3 separate regions of the Homo sapiens genome follow, and regions 1 and 3 are each linked to region 2. Evidence: chromatin contacts called from ENCODE Hi-C data. All regions are on one chromosome and are shown on one strand. The core of a region is the stretch at or near the end of the contact, and the rest is flanking DNA. Distances in the headings are between cores, read along the strand shown. Region 1 holds the start of BAG2 (BAG cochaperone 2). Region 2 holds the start of MCM3 (minichromosome maintenance complex component 3). Region 3 holds the start of ZNF451 (zinc finger protein 451).

The links. Hi-C counts contacts between places; a loop is a spot of excess contacts on that map. Pooled maps may share reads with other maps.
Region 1: a loop to region 2 is called in a pooled map, with 11 times the contacts of the local background. The contact joins the promoter of BAG2 here to the promoter of MCM3 in region 2. A Hi-C loop is called at or near these places in 5 of 50 pooled maps.
Region 3: a pooled map shows a loop between it and region 2 (18-fold over the local background). The contact joins the promoter of ZNF451 here to the promoter of MCM3 in region 2. A Hi-C loop is called at or near these places in 8 of 50 pooled maps.

What each region holds. Positions count from the first base shown.
Region 1 is chr6:57,169,927-57,173,661 of GRCh38, forward strand. It overlaps BAG2 (BAG cochaperone 2), which reads left to right and starts at 2,400. Exons shown (of 3, transcript NM_004282.4): 1 at 2,400-2,884. The coding sequence starts at 2,772. It overlaps ZNF451-AS1 (ZNF451 regulatory antisense RNA 1), which reads right to left and starts at 2,287. Exons shown (of 4, transcript NR_110742.1): 1 at 2,148-2,287; 2 at 1,079-1,172. It overlaps ZNF451 (zinc finger protein 451), which reads left to right. Exons shown (of 15, transcript NM_001031623.3): 15 at 1-379. RefSeq lists silencers at 2,413-2,492, 2,543-2,812 and an enhancer at 2,547-3,304.
Region 2 is chr6:52,282,423-52,286,143 of GRCh38, forward strand. It overlaps MCM3 (minichromosome maintenance complex component 3), which reads right to left and starts at 2,320. Exons shown (of 17, transcript NM_002388.6): 1 at 2,175-2,320; 2 at 872-984; 3 at 231-439. The coding sequence starts at 2,252. RefSeq lists enhancers at 2,198-2,277, 2,598-2,797.
Region 3 is chr6:57,088,926-57,092,907 of GRCh38, forward strand. ZNF451 (zinc finger protein 451) reads left to right here and starts at 1,263. Exons shown (of 15, transcript NM_001031623.3): 1 at 1,263-1,349; 2 at 1,886-1,969. The coding sequence starts at 1,329. RefSeq lists enhancers at 932-1,081, 949-1,831 and a silencer at 1,252-1,321.

The DNA.
Region 1 (3,735 bases), core at 1,150-3,649, 4.9 Mb after region 2:
AAGAAGAGTAGTTAAGCAGATGTGGGGGCAGGGCAAGAGGAGACAGCACCTTGTTGCCAGAGATTCTACACAAAGGTGTGATGGACACTGATGCTCTATTAAGAAGCTTTTGTGGTGTGTGTGGTAGAGAATAATTAAGGCTTCTGATAAGACAGGAAAGGGATATTTCATCATGACTGTTAAGAAAAGGTAACTGGGTTGTTTAATGTTTTAATTGATAATTGTCACTGATCGTATTTCTACTTGTTAAATAATTAAAAATCATCTTAAAATTCATACTTTGACTTTAATTTAGACACAAGGAGATGTAATCGCTGTGTAACATCAGAGAAAGCTATATGGATTATCGTCAGAAGTAAATGTTTCTAACATTGACAAAGATGCTTATCTTTTCATTACATCATTCACTCATTAATTCATTCAATCACAAAATATTGAGTACCCACCATGTGCCAGCAACTGTTCTAAGCACTTGGAATATACCAGTAAGCAAAACAAAGCCCTTACCCCTCTGTGGAGCACATATTGGTGGAGAGGAGGGGATTGTACAATGTTAGTAAGCAAGGCAATAAAACTGCATATCTGATGGTGATACGTGTAACGACGGAAAATAAAGAAGGGAAGGGAATAAATAGTGCAGGGACAGGGAGTTGGGGGGAGGCTTGCTATTTTTAATAGGGTTGTCAGAAAAGATCTCACTGATAGGTAAACTTGAGCAAAGACCTGAAGAAGGTGAGGGAATGAGGATGAAAATACATATCGGGAAGAGAGTTCCAGGTGGAGGAGGTTAAGGTCCAGACAGGAGCTTAGTATATTCAAGGAAAAGCAAGAAGACTAGTATGGCTGACAGGATGAGCTAGGAGAGTAATAGGAAATGAACTTACTGAGGTTTTTCTAATGACCTGGGCTTTTACTTTGAGGTAAGGAGCCAGTGAAGGTTTCTGAGAATAAATGGTATGATCTGCCTTATTTAGGATTGCTGTAGTTGCTGCACTGAGATAACATGTACATGAGAGGCAAGAGTAGAAGCAGGGAGACCAGAGAGGAAGGTATTGTAGTATTCCAGGTGCAAACTCACCAGGTAGCTTGAACCAGAATGGTGGCGGTAGAATTGGGAAGAATCTGGATATATTCTGAAGGCAAAATTGATGGGGTTTACTAATGGTGTGGATCTAGGATAAGAGAGAAAAAGAGTTCAGGATGATTCTAAAGTCACTTGATAGACTTTCAAACCACTCACAAAATGTGTTTTGTTTTCGTTTGTGTCATGATAAAGTTATTTTTAATAAGGTCAAATAATCCCCTACCCCAAGAGTTAATTAGGATTTAAAATGAGTTCAGAGGGAATTGGGATCCAGCCTTAAGGGCTTCAACTCTGTTCAAGTATTTAAATGGCTTTGATCTCTGATTAAAGGTGGTGGCTCAGCTTTAAACTATTATTATCTATCATTTTCTGTGCCCTGTACATTGTCATCCTTGCAATGAGAGGCATAGAGCTATCAGGAGAGGGGACTAAAGCCTAACTTTTTAAGTAGACTAATCTTTGTATCCTCAGCTCTATTCCGTCTTTTACCGACAGCTGGTGCCTGACCTAGAGGCCTACTGCATCTTTTTTGTTAACAGGATTTTTAAAAGTTGAGGACTTTTTAATGCCAATTATTTCACTCAGAATATTTATTTATTTATTTATTTTTTTGAGACAAGGTCTCGCTCTATCGCCCAGGCTGGAGTGCAGTGGCGAGATCTCGGCTCGCTCAACAGGAATAATTTTAATAGCAAAAATTTAAAACCCCTTCATTAAGCCAGGCGTGGTGGTTCACATCTGTAATCCCAGCACTTTGGGAGGCTGAGGTGGGAGGACCGCTTGAACCCGGGAGGTCGAGGCTGCAGTAAGTCGTGATCGCGCCACTACACTCCAACGTGGGCGACAGTTAGACCCCATCTCAAAAACAAAAGAAAATTAGAATGGTAAAAATGAAGTAAATTCACTTTGCTTCCCACATCTAGCTAGACAGGGAAAGATGGAGTAGCTTTTTCTTTTTTACTTCATAGCTTCAGTGTTGTCCGGGCTTTCATTACTCTCATCTCAGTATAAAGTGGTAACAGGAAGGTCAGGTGAGTGTGGGCTGCCTACGAGCTGTACTTACTGCCTTCTGTTTCACAAAAGGACGTTTTCTCCCCATAATGTCGTTGTTCTTGCTTTGAATTATGGGTGCTGGGAGAAACTAAACGAAGCCGTCACTGAGCAATACACCCACAGCCCGTCGACCGATAGGAACCTTCGCGTGGGGGGAGTTGGTTACTTTTAGGTTGCATGAAGAGGCGGGGCCTCGCGGGGCGGAGCTGGGGGTGGTCTGTGGGTCCGCGCGGGCTTCGGGTAGTTCCTGGGTCCGGGGAGCAGACGATCCGCTAGCCACATTAGGCGCTCGGTCTCTGCGTCCGCCCCTCCCGTGCCTCAGAGACTTGCGCTCCCCAGGCCCGAGCCCCTGTCGGCCCATCCTCGAGCCCGTGTGGCTCGCGAACCTCTAACTCCAGCCGCTGCAGCCCCCTCCCAGGCCCGGCGTCCCCGAGCCCCGCGGGCGCCGCGCCTGCCCTTCTTTGGCTACGCTGCAGCCGCGGTGTCGGCGAGTCCTCCCGGGTTGCCCCCGCGGGCGTCAGAGGGAGGGCGGGCGCCCGCGTGGTGACGGCGACGCCTGCAGCCCAAGGAGCGCTCCACTCGCTGCCGCCGGAGGGGCCGGTGACCTCTTGGCTACCCCGCGTCGGAGGCTTAGATGGCTCAGGCGAAGATCAACGCTAAAGCCAACGAGGGGCGCTTCTGCCGCTCCTCCTCCATGGCTGACCGCTCCAGCCGCCTGCTGGAGAGCCTGGACCAGCTGGAGCTCAGGTGAGCTCCGGGCGGGCGGTCTCGGGCGTTCTGCTCGCCGCGCGGGCGGTTCGCGGGCGGTTAGCGGACGGAGGCCGCGTGTGGCGGGCCGGGGCCTGGGGCACAGTGAGGCTGCGGCAACCGAAGTTGCTTGTTGAGATTTGTTGTGGATGGACGTGGTGTAGTTTTGTTTGTTTCTTGGATTATCTCCCCTAGTCCGAGAGAAAACGCATTCGATTTAAGCTAAACCTGTGAGGGCGTTATCGGTGGCCACACTTTGATTAATTTACCTAGGTGTTAGGGAGCGGAAAAAAATCAGAGGAGATAAAAGTTACAGTGAGATTCCATGCGATTAAGGACTGTGGCAGCTTGGGTCTGCAGAACTTCTAGAACCTTCTGTGTGGCCCCAAACGTTTTAACTTACTCTTCTCGTTATGCATTTTTTAAGGGAGGCAGCAGTTTACAGTGGCCCTCCACGTGAAGTTAAGTTTCCTTGCTTCAGAACAAAAATGAATAAAACAAAACCAACCCAGCAATCCATTGAGAGCAAAGATTAGACAGGAGTGAGGGGTAGGCAGTAAGTTACCGGGTGCTTCGTGCAGCAGAGACGTTGCCGCTTCTGTTTCTCCCCTAACCTCGCGGACGGGATTCAGCGGTTCCGTTCGTCTCTCGGTATTTATTGGGCACCTCCCTACATAGAAGACTAAGTGCTAGTTACTGGCCTGAAAGCATGAAAAGATAGTTTTCCCCTTTTCTTGCTTAAGAATTTATTTGGTAATACAGTAGTAGACTTGTATAGAATTTCTAAACAATTTAATGTTAATAGATTTTTGGAAAGACTTTAACGGTGTATTGAAAAGTTTTATCTACTT
Region 2 (3,721 bases), core at 1,070-3,569:
CCAGGAACCAAGACTCCTCCAGCTCTCAGCAGAATTCATCATTCTACTAATACATGTGATTACTCAAGGTCCCCCAATCATTGTACACACTGAGCCCTCCAAGTTTTACCACGTAATTCCAATGCTCCACCTCTTTGAAGCCACAAGCTACCCAGATCTACTTTGCCTCTCCTGCTTTCCCCATCTCCCTGTCTATTCATTTCCTAAGCGGCCCCCTTTAACCCACTTACATTTAGTGACAATGCCCTCCACACAGACCACACAGCTGAGGAAGCAGGAGGTAAGAGTCCGCGGGGAGACGTGCTTGGAGCCAAAGCTGCCTTCCAGTCCTACGTAGAACTCCTCATACTGCTTGGCATAGGTAGCATCAATGGAGGCCACAAAATCCTTTAAGGCCCGCTGGAAGGCAACCAGCTCCTCAAAGGCATTGTTCAGAAGCCTGTACATAAGCAAGAGAAAGAAAAATTAGACTGGGCAGAACTCAAAAAAATGGATCCTCAAAACAGCAGACATTCTTAGATCATTAAAAACAATGAGAAAATCCAGCTTCTGCTTTCTCCTATAAGTCTCAGTAAAACACCATCCTATAAGACTCAGTAAAATACCAGAACTAAGGACCAACTTCACCTCAACTTATCAAAGATATAAAAATGATATTCAGCTAAACATTGGAAGGAGGGGCATTTGGGAGGAAAATGCCAACCACCCACTTTTTGAAAAAAAAAAAAAAAAAAATAGGTGCAGGTGAGCTACGAGGGCTTGTAGATCAATCCTGTTTCATACAAGTCCTCTCCTGAGAGGCTGTTCCAATCTGGCCAAGAGGGAAGGGAGCCATTCTCACTGACAGCCAGTATATCCCCTTGCCTCTCACCGGTTAGCCCTCTTCTCGTTTTTCCTGCGCAGGTCATTCACATTGACAATCAGCCGGTATTGGTTGTCACTGATCAGCTCCCGAACTTTGCTCTGATAAATTCCCTGGTCTTCCTGCAAAACAGCCACCACATATCACCATAGCCACAAATTTAAAAACAATGTTTCTAAACAGAAGTAGTTCTCATAGCCAGATAGCTAAGTCAATCTCTGCAGCAGAGCTGAATCCCCAGTAAGTATGTGCTCATCAATTTCTCCCTTTCATTCACTGTTTTTAGATTCGAAATAACACCCTAAGAGGGGACTATAAGAATTATAATGACTTCCTCAAGGTCCATGCTGTTATTCCCATCATCATGGACAACTTTTCTGCATGCTGTAATTTCTGTCTTTAGTGGAGAATTAAAATGAGCTCATGAGAAGTCTAAATGGACAGTAAGTGCAAACTTTGTTAAAATGTTAAGTTAAACCTAGCAATGTGAATGTTAAAGGTAACAACGTGAATAGATGGATATGTTGTTTCACTGTAGTAATCATTTCACCATGTATATCAAAACATGTGCACTTCAAATATATACAATAAAAATGTAAATAAAACAGACTCTTAATAGTCACATTAAAATGGCTTTTCATTTAAGAATTATGTAAAAAGTAATATTTTTTCCAATCATCTCTATAATACGGAAAGGGTTCTCATACCCCGACCTAAAGGAATAGAGAATCTCAGCTATTTGGTCACATCATCAACCCTTCAAGATGGTTTTTTCAACATTCTATGGCTTTAAGTCTTGGGTTGCACATAAAATCCCCTTGGCCTGCACACAAAACACTTTTTATCTGCATCTTAGTTGGTATTGAAAAAGAATGCAGCCGAATTATGGAGTCTTTTCCTCCAGGTAAAACGTCAGTCCCTAAAATCTGAGCACTCTGCAACGCGGCTGGTCACTATAGCCCTAGGGCAGCCCCTCCCCCACAGTCTCCTCAAATCAAGAGAGAGCAGTGAAATGCAAAAGGCCGAGGTGGGCTTTGCCAATCTGCTTGCACTTAATGGGAACCTGTCGCCTTTTGCGCGCCCGGACCATCGCTTGTACTTAAGAGAAAGCTGGCTTCCTAAGAGTTCACTTATCGAACACAAACTAGCGAGTCCGGCGTTGAGAAGTTACAAGATTGGGGCTGGAGGCTCGGGCCCGGCAGGCTCCGCTGCGGCACACGGTCTGGAGGTCTGGCGGGCCTCTGGCTTCCCGGCCGGGCCGCGTCCGCAGGGGCTCCGAGCGCTAGAGCCCGCGCGCCGGCGCCTCCCTCACCTCGTCGTCCAGGAAGTCCAGGTAATCTCTCTGAGCCTCCCGCAGCTCCACATCGTCCAGCACCACGGTACCCGCCATGCCCGCTGCCAAAGAACTACCTCCACCAAAGTCGCGTGGAGGTTCCCAGGATGACTCCACCCCGGCGCGAAAACTTCCGAACTCTTCCCGCCACCAAAGGTTACCTCGAGGAAGAGGCGGGGACCTTGGGAGCATATAAGCATTATGATTGGCTGAGTTCTCTGAGGTCGGACTAGCGACTGTCCAATCAAAAGCTTCTTCTTCTTCGGGTTTTCCGCTGCGCGCCCCGCGGTGGCGGGAAACGTACCATCCGGGATTCTCTGTTCCTCCCCTCCCTCCGCCTCACTCACTGACGAGCAAACTGACCAATAGGGCTGAGAGGAGGCTCACAGAGGCTGGTCATTGAGCAGCTGGAGGGGACAGGCTGGCGAGAGGGAAAGCATTGCGTTCTGGGAGTTGTAGTGTTCTCCCTCCTTTCCGGATGTTTTTGCAGGGTTTTTCAAGCTGCAGAACTTTTGACCCGATGCAACGACCAAATTCAGAGGATGGTGCTTTATAACGCAGGGAGATGAAAACATAAAAGCAAATCATTTTTAAGATATATCCAAATCAGAACTGCCCTCCAGTGGCATCCTAGTGTAAAAGTGGATTTTGAGAATCTATAGGATAGAATATAGAACTACAGTACCTTAGGGAAAGATTAGTTAAAAACCCATTTGCTATCTGATACCGTTGCCTGACGAACTCCATAAAGACATCGCCGCAGAGAAGGATGAAGTGAAAAAAAAAATCTGTGTTTACCCTGCCCCCTAGAGACTTCATCGTGTGTTATACAAATTTTGGAAACCGTTACTACTCCATCTTACTTAATAACAGGTAAATTAAAGGCTTTCTGGTCTTATAAAAAGATCACAAGATCCTTTTAAGTAACTTAGCTTACTGAACGATCAGCTCAAGAGGGGAAAAAGTGTTTCACGTCACTTTGATTAAATATCAATCAGTAACTAACAGCAAATCTGAAACCATAATGACTAAAAGATCATCGCACGTCCAAATTTGTATGTTTGTTTTCAGTCCGTCGTGGTTGGCTTTTTCTTATATTTCTAGTTTTATTTTGAGATATAATGTATATACAGTAAAATGCACAAATCTTAAGTGTACAGCTCAGTGAATTTTTACCTGTGCTTACACCCATGTAACCACTCTGCACAATAAAGAGCAAGCCCATTGCCCCAGCATGTGTTTTTAATTTTACTGAACAAGAAGCTGAAATACTGGATTGCCCAACATCAGACATTTGATAATTCTTTATCTGAAATTTCAGCCAACTATTAGCTTATGTTTTAAAGTCTTCAGGACTCACTATGTACTGATAAATATTCTAAGAATAATCTGCCTAAACAAAATATATAGGCCATCTATTTGTGTGGGTATATGTATTTCTAGTTATTATTCAGTTTATAGTTACTGTATGTTTTGTGCCATCCTAGTGGGCAGATAAATCGATCCTTAGCCAAAGCAAAAAGGCT
Region 3 (3,982 bases), core at 13-2,512, 4.8 Mb after region 2:
TAATTTGTGTTTTTTTTTTTTTTTTTTTGAGACAGTGTCTTGCTCTGTCACCCAGGCTGCAGTGCAGTGGCATGAATTTGGCTCCCTGCAGCCTGGATCTCAATCTCTCGGCCTCAAGCGATTCTCCTACCTAAACCTCCTGAGTAGCTGGGACTACAGGCAAGGACCACTACGCCTAGCTAATTTTTGTATTTTTTGTAGAGACGAGGTTCCCTCTTATTGCTCAGGCTGGTCTCGAATTCCTGGGTTTAAGTGAACCGCCCGCCTCGGCCTCCCAGAGTGTGAGGACCCGCCTGGCCTAAAATAATGTTATCACTTAATTCTTTTCATAAACTTTATTGACAACGATTGGTGTGTTTTTTTAAAAAACCTTTTTAAATTTTTGGTAAGGTATTACCTGAGAACAGATTAAATGCATAGTTGAATATAAAAGATCTATTTTATAGACTGGTTTATGAGTGTGAACACACAAAAGGTTAAAAGGTCAACCTTACAGCAGTCTATAAATAGATCTCTCATATTCTCTCAGTATATCTGAGAATATTGAAAAAGTGCATTTCAAAATCACTGGCTAGGGTTTAGTGATAGTTAGGTAGACCTCGGTTCCCTTTCCTATTGGGCCCTGGATTTCCCATCCCTATTTTCTTCCTCAGGTGTATTAATACTGGCAGGGCCTGGGAGACTGACGCTAGGGAAGAGGTGTGTAATGTAAGGATACTTCAGATTCTTTCCTGATCCTAGGATTCAGCTAAACCTCCACATAGCCCCTGTCCTCAAAAATGAGTAAATACATAAATTTAAAAATGAAAGGAAAAAAAGAGAAATCCGTTCCCACCACCCACCTTCAGGGCTAAAACAGAAAAATCAATGAGCTGCGCTTCACAACCATACCAAAACCAAACAAATACCAACTCAAACCCTCCTTCACATCCTCCCACATCTTCCCAGTGCTTCGCTATCTCACAGGACCCAGCTGGCCCCTGGCTTCGCCCCACCCACTGCAGCTGGCGTCTTTTAGGCGCATGGTTCTTTTCCTCTCCGGCGAGGGGCGGTCTCGGGGCGGACCCGAACTACAATTCCCAGCATCCTGCGCGGCGCGGGGAAGGAAGCCCGGGAGTGAGAGAAAGCGGCTCCGGGGGCATAGCGGGCCAGTAAGGGCCGCTCCTCCTTTGAAGAGGTTTTGCGTCTCTTTCCGCCGGTGGCGTCGGCGCTCACGCAGGGGCGGGTCCCGGTAGCGCCAGGCGGTGCAGGGCGGGAAGGGGATTCGTGGCGACGGCGGCGGCAGGGACAGCAGGAGCAGTGGTGCTGTCAGCGCGGCCGTCGGAGACATGGGAGACCCGGGGTCGGAGGTGAGTAGTCGAGTGAGGGTCCTGGCGTTCTCAGAGGCGAACCGCGAAGGGTTTGTGTTTTCTGCGGTCTGAGGCCTGGTGCTCCGTCGCAGCCTCGGGGCGATACCTCTTCAGTGTCTTGGGCCGAGCCCAGCTCTGGGGCCTGGTGCGTGTCTGAGCGAGGAACCCGCAGCAACAATGGCCGCCCGGCCCCCCGCACGGGCCCTGGCGTTCGTTGTGGCCGCGGCTGGGCCAGTGGGAGCGACGTTTTAAGGCAGGATTGCCCTTCGGTGTTGAGCTTGCGTTCCTCCTGGAGTAGATAAGGGGAATTGTGAGAGGCTGGTAACTAACGCGTTTTCAGCGTTGGGTCCCTGCAGCTCCGCACACTCTGTGGCAAGAGCCAGAGCTCGAGTTCCGTTCCTAGTCGGGTTTCCGTGAAATTGTGCTCAGTTCGTTTTCCTCAAGAGCTCTCTGTCTTTAATTGTTCCTTTCGGAAACGCTCTCTTCCTACACGAATGTGGCTGAACAGATAAGCATGTTTTGGCTTGTTTTTATAGATAATAGAATCTGTCCCTCCAGCTGGCCCTGAGGCATCTGAGTCAACAACGGATGAAAATGAAGACGACATTCAGTTTGTCAGTGTAAGTAGCAATGATGATTGGGGTTTTCCCAGAGTAAAAGACTATGGTGGGCCATTATGTAATGTTACCTCACCTGGTCATTTAATGTTCATGAGTGTCTAATACATACTAGACACTGGAGCATGGCGCAGGATTGGGAAATTTACCAAAAGAGCTATCTGAGCCACCCCCGTAGCCATCACAAAGAGCACGTCCTAAAGAACGTGCTGTACACTTAATCTCGCCCCCTGCCTTTCATTTAAACTTAAGATAAAAACGCTGGTGTCTAAAACGCTGTTTTGAAATGGAGCAAGAGTAACTTCTAAAGGCGACACGGAGGAAGGAGCTGCTAATGATGAGCAAGGACGTAGAAAACAGGAAGGGTTGTGAGAGCCCAGAATCTTAGCGTTATGGTGCTTCTAACATGAAGGCAAATAGCTTGAAGATTTCTCTAACCTCTGAGATCATCATGTTACGGCATAGTACAGTTGATGCTCATAATGAAGAATCCTACATCACTGGGAACATGCTCTATTTTTCTGAGTTTGTTCCCTTTGAGACAGTAGTTTTCAAGCCTTAGTAAGTATAAACAGGCAGATTCCTGGGCCCCACTGCAGACCTACCGAATCAGAATTTCCAGGCGGGGGCCTAGGAATCTTCATTTTCAGACAAGTGCAGGGACATAAGGATTTCTGAGCACACTTTGTACAGCATGGGTTTCCAAAGCAGAAGAGAGTGTTTTATGATGTATTTTGGGGTGATTTTCTTCCATAATTATTGGAGTTTTAGAAAGGCTTTGCGTAAAGTGGTATCTCAGCTCGCCAGGCAGAAAACGGTTCTGTCCCCAACTCGTCTTTTGGAATGCCGTAGTTAGTTGCAGTTTGGTATTCAAGCTGTAGAATTTTTCGTTGAGTGTCAGATGTGCATTTATGGTGGATGCTGGGAAACCTTGTAAAATTGGTTATTAAACAGTTTCTTTCCCAGCATTAGGGCCATTTTGGTAATTCATTTTTGTATGGTATTTTAATAGATTTGTTTAGGAGTCCTTCACAAGATTGTTTTATTGAATTTCTTTCCCTTTACCAGTGTATGTTGTACTCTCTCCTTTTCATTTTGATCTTCTACGGATTTGGAGTAGAGGATGGGGGTGAATTGTATCCTGTCCTTTCCTTCACCATGCGCTGAAGTATGTTTAATAACAGGTTTCCATGGCTCTTGAGGACAGATATTTCAGGTTCTTCCTGAATCTTGGTATATTTGTGAAGAGAATTTTTTTCTTATGGTGTTTAGTAGAAATAATACTAGGAATGACATACTTCTTTATGAACTATGGCCCTTTTTGAGAAACACGAGTAGCATCTCTTAATATTTGAAAAATGTTTTGTGTAATGAATTACAGTGTAGCTTGTGACTAGTTAATGTAGGCTTGAGTTCACCTTTGGTTTAAAGGAGTCTTTAAATTTTATGTTGAATGTAGAGGATCACTTCCGTCTTTGCATCAAGAGTAAAGAATGTACAATCATTGAATATCTGACATGATACAACTTCTTACTCTTGTTCCCAAATAAAGGTTCAGAGGTTTGACAGTTCCACATGGAGAAGTGAATTATATGTTGTAAGTGTAATTACAATACTAGAAGAAGCCTATTAAAAATTTTCCCTTTACATTTAAGTGGCACCACTTACATGACAATAATAGCTTAATTATATTTCAAAATATATTCAGAGACAGAATCTTTACTTTTCTCTGGAATCCAATCCTATATGTGGCTCCTCCAGTCAGTAATGCTTATTCAGTAAAGATGAAAAAGTTTGATTTTTTCAGATAAAAAATGAGTATTGTGATGTTACTTCTTCGTTTTTACGGTTTGGATTTCATAGCTCTTACTAACCTAATTTTCCCACTTTTAGTCCACTTGGTGGCCCAGGAGTTATTCTGTGATTTGTAGAATACAGAATCTGAAACTAAACACAGCATGCTGAAGGAAAGGAGTGATATAGATATGGAGGGGGGTGCAAAAATGGGCCCTCTCA